Linked DNA regions of Homo sapiens: region 2 is linked to region 1. A link is an interaction called in ENCODE POLR2A ChIA-PET data of the cell type or tissue named here. Cell type or tissue: A673. All regions are shown on one strand. Each heading gives the region's core, and the rest is flanking DNA. Links, peaks and the distances in the headings are about the cores only.

What was found. Peaks named below come from ENCODE experiments on the same cell type or tissue, not always from the same donor. Only the 100,000 strongest peaks of a DNase experiment are listed, where the experiment ranks them.
Region 2: POLR2A ChIA-PET joins it to region 1 with 6 read pairs; 2 of 35 experiments call an interaction of 5 or more read pairs at or near these places.

Annotation. Positions count from the first base shown.
Region 1 is chr1:52,323,906-52,331,680 of GRCh38, reverse strand. The region is part of intron 13 of ZFYVE9 (zinc finger FYVE-type containing 9); the gene reads right to left. Among named protein-coding and RNA genes, the nearest start is that of CC2D1B, 38 kb to the left of the region's middle. In A673, for the core only: no CTCF peak of the experiment used is centred there; a DNase peak (open chromatin) is centred at 5,720.
Region 2 is chr1:52,408,259-52,413,258 of GRCh38, reverse strand. It overlaps PRPF38A (pre-mRNA processing factor 38A), which reads right to left. Exons shown (of 10, transcript NM_032864.4): 3 at 4,569-4,690; 4 at 2,059-2,144; 5 at 635-745. It also overlaps a transcript of ORC1 not described here and the pseudogene LOC124904850. Among named protein-coding and RNA genes, the nearest start is that of PRPF38A, 6.2 kb to the right of the region's middle. In A673, for the core only: no CTCF peak of the experiment used is centred there; no DNase peak of the experiment used is centred there.

The DNA.
Region 1 (7,775 bases), core at 2,776-7,775:
TCCTGGGTTCACGCCATTCTCCTGCCTCAGCCTCCCGAGTAGCTGGGACTACAAGTGCCTGCTACCACGCCCAGCTAATTTTTTTGTATTTTTATAGAGACAAGGTTTCACCGTGTTAGCCAGGATGGTCTCGATCTCCTGACCTCGTGATCCGCCCACCTCAGCCTCCCAAAGTGCTGGGATTACAGGTGTGAGCCACTGCACCCGGCCGACACTTTTTTTTTTTTTTTAAGAGACAGGGATCTCACTATGTTGTCCAGGCTGGATTCAAGCTCCTTGGCTCAGGTGATCCTCCCACCTCAGCCTCTTGAATGGCTGGGATTATATAGGCACATGCCACCTAGCCCAGCTCTGGGTTAATGATAATTTGTTTTTATTTCCCATTTTTTCCTTCATGTCATCCCATTTGTCCAACTTTCTGATCTAATCCTTTAAAATTGAGCCTTTAAACATCTAACTGGAAACTTATTTTGTTTTACTCCCCTCTTCCTCCTATAAGCTGTAGTGTTGCAGGCCAGGCCCGGTGGCTCACACCTGTAATCCCAGCACTTTAGGAGGCCGAGGTGGGTGAACCACTTGAGGTCAGGAGTTCGAGACCAGCCTGGCCAACATGGTAAAACCCCATCTCTACTAAAAGTACAAAAAAATGAGCTGGGTGTGGTGGCGGGTGCCTGTAATTCCAGCTACTTGGGAGGCTGAGGCAGGAGAATCACTTTACCCCAACAGGTGGAGGCTGCAGTGAGCCAAGATTGCGCTACTACACTCCAGCCTGGGGAACACAGGGAGACTATCTCAAAAAATAAAAATAAAATAAAAAAGTTGTAGTGCTGTCAGAGTTGTTTGACTCCATCTTGAACAGGGGCTGGGTAAAATGAGGCTGAAACCTGCTGGGCTGCATCCCAGGAGGTTGGGCATTCTTAGGATAGGAGGAAAGCACAAGATACAGGTCACAAAGACCCCACTGATAAAAACAGAATGCTGTAAAGAAGCTAGCCAAAACCCACCAAAACCAAGATGGTGATGAAAGTGACCACTGGAGGTCCTCACTGCTCATTATCACTAATTATAATGCATTAGCATGCTAAATGACGCTCCCACCCATGCATGACAGTTTTACAAATGCCATGGCAATGTCAGGAAGTTACCCTATATGATCTAAAAAGGAAGGAACCCTCAGTTCCAGGAATTCCCCACCCCTTTCCCAGAAAACCCTTTGTTTAGCATATAATCAGGAAATACCGTAACTATACTCAGTCAGGCAGCCCATGACACTGCTCTGCCTATGGAGCAGCCATTCTTTTTTTGAGATGGAGTTTCGCTCTTGTTGCCCAGGCTGGAGTGCAGTGACACTATCTCAGCTCACCGCAACCTCCAGCTCCCAGGTTCAAGTGATTCTCCTGCCTCAGCCTCCCGAGTAGCTGAGATTACTGGCATGTGCCAGCACACCCACTAATTTTGTATTTTTAGTAGAAATGGGGTTTCTCCATGTTCGTCAGGCTGGTCTCGAACTCCCGACCTCAAGTGGTCCGCCCACCTTGGCTTCCAAAGTGCTGGGATTATAGGCGTGAGCCATCGCACCTGGCCTGCCCATTTTTTAACTGGGTTGTCTTTTTTTTAGAGACTATGGTGCTATGTTATGTTATGTTATGTTATGTTATCCAGGTTGACACTGATCCTCCCACCTTATCCTTCCAAGTAGCTGGAACTACAGGCACATACCCACTTTGCCTTGCTGTCTTTGCTGTTGACACGGAAGAATTTTTTTTTGTTTTGTTTTTGAGACAGTCTCGCTCTGTCACCCAGGCTGGAGTGCAGTGGCGCGATCTAGGCTCACTGCAAGCTCCACCTCCCAGGTTCACGCCATTCTCCTGCCTCAGCCTCCCGAGTAGCTGGGATTACAGGTGCTGGCCACCATGCCCGGCTAATTTTTTGTATTTTTAGTAGAGACGGGATTTCACCGTATTAACCATGATGGTCTCGATCTCCTGACCTCATGATCCGCCAGCCTTGGCCTCCCAAAGTGCTGGGATTATAGGCATGTGCCACCGCGCCCGGCCGATATGTAAGAATTCTTAAGACCCTTATGAGAGATATGATCTGAAAATATTTTCTCCCATTTTATAGGTTGTCTTTTCATTTTCTTGCTAATGTCCTTGGATGCACAAAATTTCTAATTTTTATTAAATCCAATTCATCTATTTTTTTTCTTTTGTTGCTTGTGCTTTTGGGGTCATATCTAAGAATCCAATGCCAAATCCAAGGTCACGAAAGATTACTGTTTTCGTCTAATAGCTTTATGGTTTTAGCTCTTATATTTAGTTTGTTGGTTGATTGTTTTGAGTCAGTTTTTATATATAATGTGAGGTAAGGGTAAGTTTTAAAATTGAGAAGTATAAATCCACCAATTTTGTTCTTCTTTTTTCAAGAACATCCACGAAGGGCTATTAAGGGCCCCTTGCAATTACAGATGATTTGAATATTGGCTTTTCCATTGCTGCAAAAAGGCCATTGAAATTTTGATACGGCTTGCAATGAATCATTTGTAGATCACTTTTAATATTGACATCTTAACAATATTAAGTCTTCTAATCCATGGAACATCTTTCCATTTACACAGGTCTTTAATTACTTTCAGCAACGTTTTGTAGTTCTCAGGGTACAAGTCTTTTACTTCCTTGGTTAAATTTACTCCTAGGTATTGTATCCATACAACTCTAAGGCATCATCATCATCTCTTGGCTTTACTTTATTATAACTCTTCCAAAGCACCAGAGGTATCCAAACTATAATTGAATACTCCTCTTACACTGATATTTATCAACCTCACTAATCCAAACCACTTCTACCCAGGTTTTCCAAAGGTTACTTTGAAATAATTCTTCTGTAAATAGGATGAGTCAGCTAGAAGATTTCTGCTTAGCAAAGCCAACTGACAGACACATTTAGGTTCTCATTTGCAATTTACATTTGTATCACATGAAAGAAACTGAGATGATCACAATTTTAAAGAAATCATTTCTTCCGAATCATTAGGCTAAAGTGGTTTCTAATTTTGTCTACACTAAGCAGACTAAGAAACATTTTCAATCCAGACATTCTGAATAAATTAGCTGGCCTCAAAGGAAATCATTTCCTTGGATGTAAATTACAAGTCCAATGAAAGAAACTTCATATTTCTTTAGAGATAAATGAATATATTTTCTCTTAAGATAATGCTCAGTTACAACAAGAGCAGAGTTTTCAAGAGATTCAAAGGACCTTACTGACCATAAAACAAACTTACACTAGTCATATAATGATATAAATATTTGACTATCCATTTTGGTTGTGTTATTCTGCTGTCAATTCAAATTCTGTAATGTTCTTGTATCTATACCTATTTTCACCATAGTTCAAGGCCTAATTGCCTCTTTTCTGGACATAATGACCTTGTAACTGGTTTTCCTACAGTGAATCTCTATCAGTTCTGATTCATCACATACAATGTTTTCGTACTTATCAAAGCACAGCTCTATGTCACATCTTCTCCAGCTTGTCCTCCATTCAGAATCTCAAGCTTCCTATGCTCTAACCCCAAATCTTGCCTCCCTCCTACAGTATCCTTACATGCTGCTTACATGTAGGACTACTTCCTGATGGCCTACCATTTCCCATCCCTGAGGCTTTGCATTACTATTTTCTTTTTGGGTTTTTTTTTTTTTCTTTTTGAGACAGAGTCTTGCTCTGTTGGCCAGGCTGGAGTGCAGTGGTGTGGTCCTGGCTCACTGCGGCCTCTGCCTCCTGAGTTCACGCGATTCTCCTTCCTCAGCATCCCAAGTAGCTGGGACTGCAGGCGCCCGCCACCACCCGGGCTAATTCTTTGTATTTTTAGTAGAGACGGAGTTTGACCATCTTGGCCAGGCTGGTCTCAAACTCCTGAGCTTAAGTGACCCACCCACCTCGGCCTCCCAAAGTGATGGGATCACATGCGTGAGCCATCGCGCCCGGCCTACCTTCCCTTTTCTTCTCCCATGGCCAAGCACCTGAAAAAGTAGTCCCCTGAAAATGCCAATTTCAGCATGAAGACTTTTTTTTTTTCTGAGACAAGTCTCCCTCTGTCGCTCAGGCTGGAGTGCAGTGGCACCATCTCGGCTCACTGCAACCTCTTGCCTCCCGGATTCAAGCAATTCTTCTGCCTCAGCCTCCCGAGTAGCTGGGACTTCAGGCACACGCCACCACGCCCCACTAATTTTTGTATTTTTAATACAGATGGGGTTTCACCATATTGGCCAAGCTGGTTTCGAACTCCTGACCTTGTGATCTGCCCGACTCAGCCTCCCAAAGTGCTAGGATTACAGGTGTGAGCCACCGCGCCTGGCCAGCATGAAGACTTCTTTAACCCCCAGTGAGACATTAATGTGACCATTACCTTCTTTGAAATGCCATAGCACATTCTCTGTACTTTTTATATGCCATCATTCACATTCAACCTTGAATAATGCTTAATTGCAAGACCAACAGTATTTTTGTTTGTTTATTTTTGAGACAGAGTCTCACTCTGTCACCAGGCTGGAGTGTAGTGGTGCAATCTCGGCTCACTGCAAACTTCGCCTCCTGGGTTCAAGCGATTCTCCTACCTCAGCCTCCCGAGTAGCTGGGACTACAGGTGCATGCCACCATGCCCAGCTAATTTTTGTATTTTTAGTAGAGATGGGGTTTCACCATGTTAGCCAGGATGGTCTCTATCTCCTGACCTGGTGATCCACCCACCTCAGCCTCCCAAAGTGCTGGGTTACAGGCATGAGCCACTGTGCCCGGCCTTGTTTGTTTTTGAGATGGAGTTTCACTCTTGTTGCCCAGGCTGGAGTGCAATGGTGCAGTCTTGGCTCATTGCAGCCTCCACGTCCTGGGTTCAAGTGATTCTCCTGCCTCAGCCTCTCAAGTAGCTGGGATTACAGGCACAGGCATGTGCCACCATGTCCAGCTATTTTTTTTTTTTTTTTTTTTTGGTATTGAGTAGAGACAGGGTTTCACCATGTTGGTCAAGCTGGTCTTGAACTCCTGACCTTAGGTGATCCACCCACCTTGACCTCCCAAAGTGCTGGGATTACAGGCATGATCCACCATGCCTGGCCTTCGACCAACAGTATCTGAATACTGGCCTTGCTCGTAACTATCTGTGTGTCTTTGGTAAACTTACTTAACCTCTCTGTGTCCCAGGACCCTCTTCTATAAAATGTGATAATAAAAGTAACTATTTCATAGAGTTATGAGAGTTAGATAAATTAATATTTACAAAGTGCTTAGGACAGCATCAAACATATAATAAGTACTCTTTTAACAAACAATTTGTTAAATAAAATTTGTATGCTCATCTTCCCTACCCTGCCTACTGAACCTTACAGCAACCTTAAAATCAGCAGCAAATAATTCAACCAGGTAGCTCCTATACCTCTTATAAGATAATGAAATTAAAGACCTTTCCTAAAAGTTTACAAATTATTGAGAATGACATACCAGTAAAAGGCAGAGAAACAACTGCTGTAACAACAGAATGTGCAAAGTACGTAACATTTCCAGAGCACCAACCATGAACCAGGCACTGAGCAAGCTGAGCTAAATGCTACAGGAGCATTATCTCATAAGAACCATTTTAGCACATCAAGTGAAACAGCACGAGCTTTACCTCCCGGTGTTTCCCACCCTTGGAGTCCCGGAAAAATCACAGGAGCCAATTAAAAGAACACAGTTCTATGAATGATTATGCTGCAGAAGTGTGTGAAGAGTTATAACACCTAATCCATCTTTCAGTTAACACATCATGTACTTCCAATTTCCTCTCTGAGATCTCATGTTTAAAAAATGACTAGCCTTTCGATTTGAACTGGAAAGGATTTATAGAGGAGTTTAAGCAGAGTGTTGAGGAGTGGATACAATTTGTATATGTGTTAGGCTTAGCATAGGGCCTTTGTCATGGCAGGCACTCCATAAATACTTGCTGAATATACTAGTTAGTAAACCGAATAAGTAGGAATAGATTTGGATGGCTTGTAATAGTCATAAAACTATACTGAGAGTTAATGTGGTTAGCACGATTTTCTTTTAAATCTTGATTCACTTGTAATTAGTGTCACATAGATTGGGTATCTAATAAAATAAGTTTCTGTTTTTGTTTTTATTTCTTGAGACAGTCTCGCCTTCTCGTTCAGGCTGGGGTGCAGTGGCATGATCACTGCTCACTGCAGCCTTGACCTCTGGGGCTCAGGTGACCCTCCCACCTCAACCTCCCAAGAAGTTGGGACTACAGGTATGTGCCACCACACCTGGCTAATTCTTTTATTTTTTATGTATTTATTTATTTATTTAATTTTTTAGAGATGGAGTCTCGCTCTGTCGCCCAGGCTAGAGTGCAGTGGTGCAGTCTCGGCTCACTGCAAGCTCTGCCTCCCACGTTCACACCATTCTCCTGCCTCAGCCTCACTGCAAGCTCTGCCTCCCGGGTTCACACCATTCTCCTGCCTCAGCCTCCCGAGTAGCTGGGACTACAGGGGCCCACCACCACATCCAGCTAATTTTTTGTATTTTTAGTAGAGATAGGGTTTCACCATGTTAGCCAGGATGGTCTTGATCTCCTGACCTCATGATCCGCCCGCCTCAGCCTCCCAAAGTGTTGGGATTACAGGCGTGAGCCACCACGCCCAGCCTAATTCTTTTATTTTTAATTTTGTATGGATGGGGTCTTTCTTACTATGTTGCCAAGGCTGGTTTCAAATCTTGGGGCTAAAGTGATCCTCCCTCCTCAGCCTCCCAAAGTGCTGGAACGACAGGCGTGAGCCACTGTACCCGGCCAAATAAAATAAGTTTTAGTGATTCAGTTCTACAAACATTATCAAGTGATTAACAAAGGCTTTAGACAGGAAGATCCAGTACAAAGGTGTGAAAAATCTATGAAAAGTGAACAACTACAAGGATACAGGGAAGCATGAAAGACTTACTCTCTGCCCTCAAGAGGCTCACAATTCAGAGGACAGGATTCACACCCATCATCCTGTGCATGTTACAGAAATAAAGAACAACAGGAAAATGGAGGAGAAAAACAGTGACACTGTCTAGGGGATGGAGAATTCTAGGGAGGTTTGCTAAAGGCTATCAGGTATATAAAAAGAATATTTTGGACAGAGGAAACAGCATAAGTGAGGAACAGAACTAGAAGTGAGAAAGAAACACTGAGCTGAAGAACGATGGAAAAGGTGGAAGAATATACTTTCTTGGAGTAATTTTAAGAAAAATGTAAATACGTACCCTTCCAGTTAGCTGAAATTCACTAGTGTCCAGAGGCTAGACCCCATCTTCAAGTCCTATGAATCTACATATTGACAACTATGAGTCTTCATTCAATCTGTTTTGTTTTGTTTTTGTTTTTGTTTTTGTGTGTGTGTGTGTGTGTGTTTTTGAGACAGGGTCTTGTTCTGTTGCCCCGGCTGGAGTGCAGTGGCATAATCATAGCTTACTGCAGTCTCCAACTCTTGGGCTCAAGTGAGCCTCCCACCTCAGCCTCCCAGGTACACAGACTATAGCTATGTACCACTATGCCCAGCTATCTTTATTTTCATTTGTTTTTTTGTGGTTATTTTTTTTTTTTGAGACTGAGTCTTGCTCTTGTTGCCCAGGCTGGAGTGCAATGGCACAATCTCAGTTCACTGCAATCTCCGCCAACCAGGTACAAGCAATTCTCCTGTCTCAGCCTCTCAAGTAGCTCAAATTACAGGCATGCGCCATCACGCCTGGCTTTTTTT
Region 2 (5,000 bases), core at 1-5,000, 84 kb before region 1:
TTTCCAAGTATTTAATAGCTGCCACCATTTATTAGGCAATTATAATGTGCCAATACTCTGCTAAGGGCTTTAAGTTTATAATCTTATTTAATACTTTTAACAGTCTTGGGGAAAAAAGTATCATTAACCTCACTTTACATAGGAGAAAACTAAATTTAAGTAATTTGCGTAAGATTATACTACTAGTATATGGCAGAGCTGAGGTGCTTTTAATAAGGAAATATTGTTTTTGGCTAGAGTTAGAAAAAAAATTTTTTTTGAGACGGAGTCTCACTTTTGCCCAAGCTGGAGTGCAGTGTTGCGATCTTGGCTCACTGCAACCTCTGCCTCCCGGGTTCAAGCAATTCTGCTGCCTCAGCCTCCTGGGTAGCTAGGATTACAGGCACCCACCACAACGCTGGCTAATTTTTGTATTTTTAGTAGAGACGAGGTTTCACCACCACGTTGGCCAGGCTGGTCTTGAACTCCTGACCGCTGGTCATCCACTCGCCTTGGCCTCCCAAAGTGCTATGATTACAGGCTTGAGCGACCACGCCCGGCCAATAGAGTTAAAAATTAAAGTCTAAAAACAAAAAACCATTCCCATTTTCTATTACTCCCTCCCCTACAACCATAAAAGTCTCAGGTGCCAGACCTTCTCATCCTCCTCTTCTTCCTCTTCACTGGACTCCACATCATCCATGTCCTCTTCCAGAGCACTAACTCGAGGCTCCAGTTGCTCAGCTTCCTCTAATACATAGCGTTTCTACAGAGAAAATGATGAGAGTTAGGGGTTGTTGCCATTTCCCCTATTTCTTGAAACCTCAACACTGGGCTTCAGGGTTCCAAGGAGCAACAGCTGAGGCAATTTCATTTCAAAGACAGTTCAAGATTTTCCTAACAAGTTTAATAGACCTGAAATCTATAAAGTTCTCCTATAAACATAAATACAAACCTGAAGAGAACATCTTCATTTTCTATTGACTCTATTCCCTGTACCTTATACTCTAAAGTCATGGGAATATCAATCAGTATAGGTACAGCCTAGAACCAAAAGTAAGGGCTTCACACACAGAGAAAATCCAAGGGCTAATAAGTTCATGGCTGGTAGTTCCACTAGAAGAGGCCTAGCCCTAGAGTAGTACCAAATCTCCAGTAGACCCAGGATCTCGGGAGCTGTTGATATTCATGCATTTTGAACTGGTTCCATTTTAATCTGGGATATGGCTTAGCAATGTTTATTTGAGTGGCTAAGGATCAGAGAGGCAAAGCTGATTTCAAAAATGCCAAATGGCTAAATGTAGTGGCATGTACCCGTGGTCCCAGCTCCTTGGGAGACTGAGGTAGGAAGATCCCTTGAGCCCAGGAGTTTAAGAACAGCCTGGGCAACACAGCAAGACATTGTCTTGCTATAAGAATTGGGCCCTCAAAGTAGGTTTTCAAATTTATAATCTCATTCTTTCCACTACATGCCCTACAGTGCCAACATGGAACAGGAGAGCTGTATCACACTCATTTCCTGAAAAGATGCCTCATGGATAATCGTTTATCACTAGGAAAGGGAAGCAGGATGGTGAAGGCAAGTTTAAGGAATTAATGGCTCAGTCTCCCACTCCTGGCCCTATTTTTATCTGTTTTATGTCCTGGCTTTTTACATGAAGATTAGTTTAAAAAAAACGTTCATGAAGTTAAAAACTCCCTACCTACTCTAGCTACAATACCCTTGATGTAACATCCTGAATAAATTTCTTTTTTCATGATAGACAGGTAATGTGCTGACTTTGTAACAAGGTTTGAGGGAGGCACAACTCACACATGCACCTGAACTACAAAAGGATGGAGAAAAACAAAGTTTCCTTGTTTTAAACCATTCACTTTTAAAGCCCTACCCTTCAAATATTTTATCTATTTTCCTCTCACTCCCAATCCACTATCTTGGGACTCCCAGACAGGAAGACTATTCATTAAGAGGACCCATAAGATCCACAGGCTTCAGTGTTTAAGCTGTGTGTATGTGTTTGTCTGTCTGCCCGTCTAGGAAGAGAAGGGTGACTCTGGTAACAGACTTTTATTTCTTACCTGTAGTCGGGGCAGAATGATATCACAGACTCTCTCACTGTGCAATAGTTCATCAATAAACTCATCAACATGCATCAATTCAAACTCTGCAAGAAAAAGTCATTAGAGCAAACAACCTGGAAATAAAAGATTTAGATGCCAAAAAGTAAAAGAAGTGTTAAGACTTCATATCAGGACATCTATGTGCTAGGCCTCTTTAGAAGAGATTAAGGGATGAATGAAGATGTCCCAATTAGCAGGAGACAAACACAAAAACAAGCACAAACAGTCCTGAATTATGTAGGGATGATCTTGAAGAGATCATATAACTTAAATATAATTTCTCATCTGAACCTTCAATGTTTCTGAATTTAGAACATGTATCTTATATGGCACATGGAGTGATAGCTTTTGAGAACTGGCTAGGAGTGGTGGCTCACGCCTGTAATCCCAGCACTTTGGGAGGCCAAGGCAGGCAGATCACTTGAGGTTAGGAGTTCAAGACAGGCCTGGCCAACATGGCGAAACCCCATCTCTACTAAAAACACAAAAATTAGCTGGGCATGGTGGTGGGCACATGTAATCCCAGCTACTCAAGAGGCTGAGGCAGGAGAATTATTTGAACCTGGGAGGCAGAGGTTGCAGTGACCTGAGACCACACCACTGCACTCCAGCCTGGGCAACAGAGTGAGACTCCATCTCAAAAAAAAAAAAATTATATGTCTATATATATGTGTGTGTGTGTGTATATATATATATACATCTATATATATATAAAAGTATCATTAACCTCACTTTACATAGGAGAAAACTAAATTTAAGTAATTTGCGTAAGATTATACTACTAGTATATGGCAGAGCTGAGGTGTTTTTAATAAGGAAATATTGTTTTTGGCTAGAGTTAGAAAAAAAATTTTTTTTTGAGACGGAGTCTCACTTTTGCCCAGGCTGGAGTGCAGTGGTGCAATCTTGGCTCACTGCAACCTCCGCCTCCCGGGTTCAAGCAATTCTGCTGCCTCAGCCTCCTGGGTAGCTGGGATTACAGGCAATTTATATTATATATAAATTATGTTATATATAAATTATGTTATATATAAATTATATATGATTATGTATATTTATATATTTGTATGTAAATATAATTATAAAATGTATATATATGTGTGTGTATATACACATATACAAATACATATATATACATACATACATATACATATATAGCTTTTGAGAACTTCCATGGTAAACATTACCTTACTTCTGGGGTTCTCAACCATGGGCAATTTTGCACATGCCCATCCCCCTACTTAGAAGGAGGTGTTACTTCCATCTAGTGGGTAGAGGCTAGAGATACTGCTACTCATTCTATGATGCACAAGCCAATCCTCACACAAAAGTTATATGACCCAAAATGTCAATAGGTTCAGAAATTCTTAGTTTTACGTAATAAAATAATAAATAAATAACTCCATCATGGCCATGACCATGTCCATCTTGTTCACCATGGTATTTACACCACATAGCACAGTATGTGACATGTCAATGGCACTTAATATGTATTTATTCAATGAATGAATCAATAAGTTTAAAGTATAATACCAAATTCTATTTTTTTAAGATGGAGTCTTGCTCTGTCGCCCAGGCTGGAATACAGCGGCGTGATCTCGGCTCACTACAATCTCCGCCTCCTGGTTCAAGGGATTCTCCTGCCTCAGCCTCCTGAGTAGCTGGGATTACAGGTGTGCACCTCCACACCCTGCTAATTACTGTAGTTTTAGTAGATATAGGGTTTCACCATACTGACGAGGCTGGTCTCAAACTCCTGACCTCAAGTGATCTGCCCATGTTGGCCTCCTAAAGTGCTGGGATTAGAGGTGTGAGACACCGTGCTTGGCCCCAAATTCTTAACCTTCTACTGTTTAATGATACATGTAGGGGGAAAGGTAAATGTTCCTATCTTCTGTTATGACACCAAGTGAGAAAAGGTTTTGACTGCATTACCTGGAATCCCTCCTTAGCACATTAAGTAATCTCCTTGTAGAAGGTATGGAGCTGCCTCTCTTGGATATACTTATTTTTCAGTGGGATTCCTGTATAAAAATGAGTAGTCTTATATGCTGCAGTGTGAATTACAGTGTTAGAGGAGAGGCCAGTAGAAAGAACTGTGAAGATGTAAAATATGGAAAACTAATTTTGTCTGAGAGGGCTGGGGAAGGTTTTTATGGAGAAGCCATTCTGCAGCTAGATCTTTTGGGATGGAGCACATGTAAAGGGGGCATATGATGCAAGGCAGGGATTAACATAAGATGCACTTGGAAAGGGAGACAGACAGAGGCAGGCTGGGTAAGGCCAACACGAAGCTAGTAGTCAGACTGAAAACTCCCATGAGGGACAAGGGAAAACCTGCATAGAGACAGTAACAATGTAGATGAAAAGGAGCATTCACACTGTCTATGACAATGCAAAGGTAGAAGTACTGGTAAAATAAAAACTGGCTTAAAAATGACAATCAGGAGACTTAGCACCATACTTACCCCCATTTCGGTTCTGGCTCTTGATTTTTCGATAGTCATTGTACAAAGGTTCCAAGTACTTGTAGCAATCAATTGCAGTGCCTGTCAGCCTCATGTAAAGTGCCCCCAGCATGCGGACATACCTGAGAGACAGATGACAGTGAAACAACAGGCCATCCTAGAAGTTCCTGAGTTTTACAACTAGCTGTTCTCATGACAGTAGTGGATAAACATGTTCTTCTCTTTGGCAGGTAAGAAAGCTGCAATTGTGGAGGTAGAATGCAGCAGAAGAAAGACAGCTAAAATATGGAGACCTGAGTTCAAGTTCCCATGCTACCATTTATGGCTGTGGGAACATCATACATATTGATCAACTTTCAAATATATCATCAGTAAAACTAGAATAAAACCTATTTACCTCACAGGATTACTCTAAGAATCAAAAGAAATACT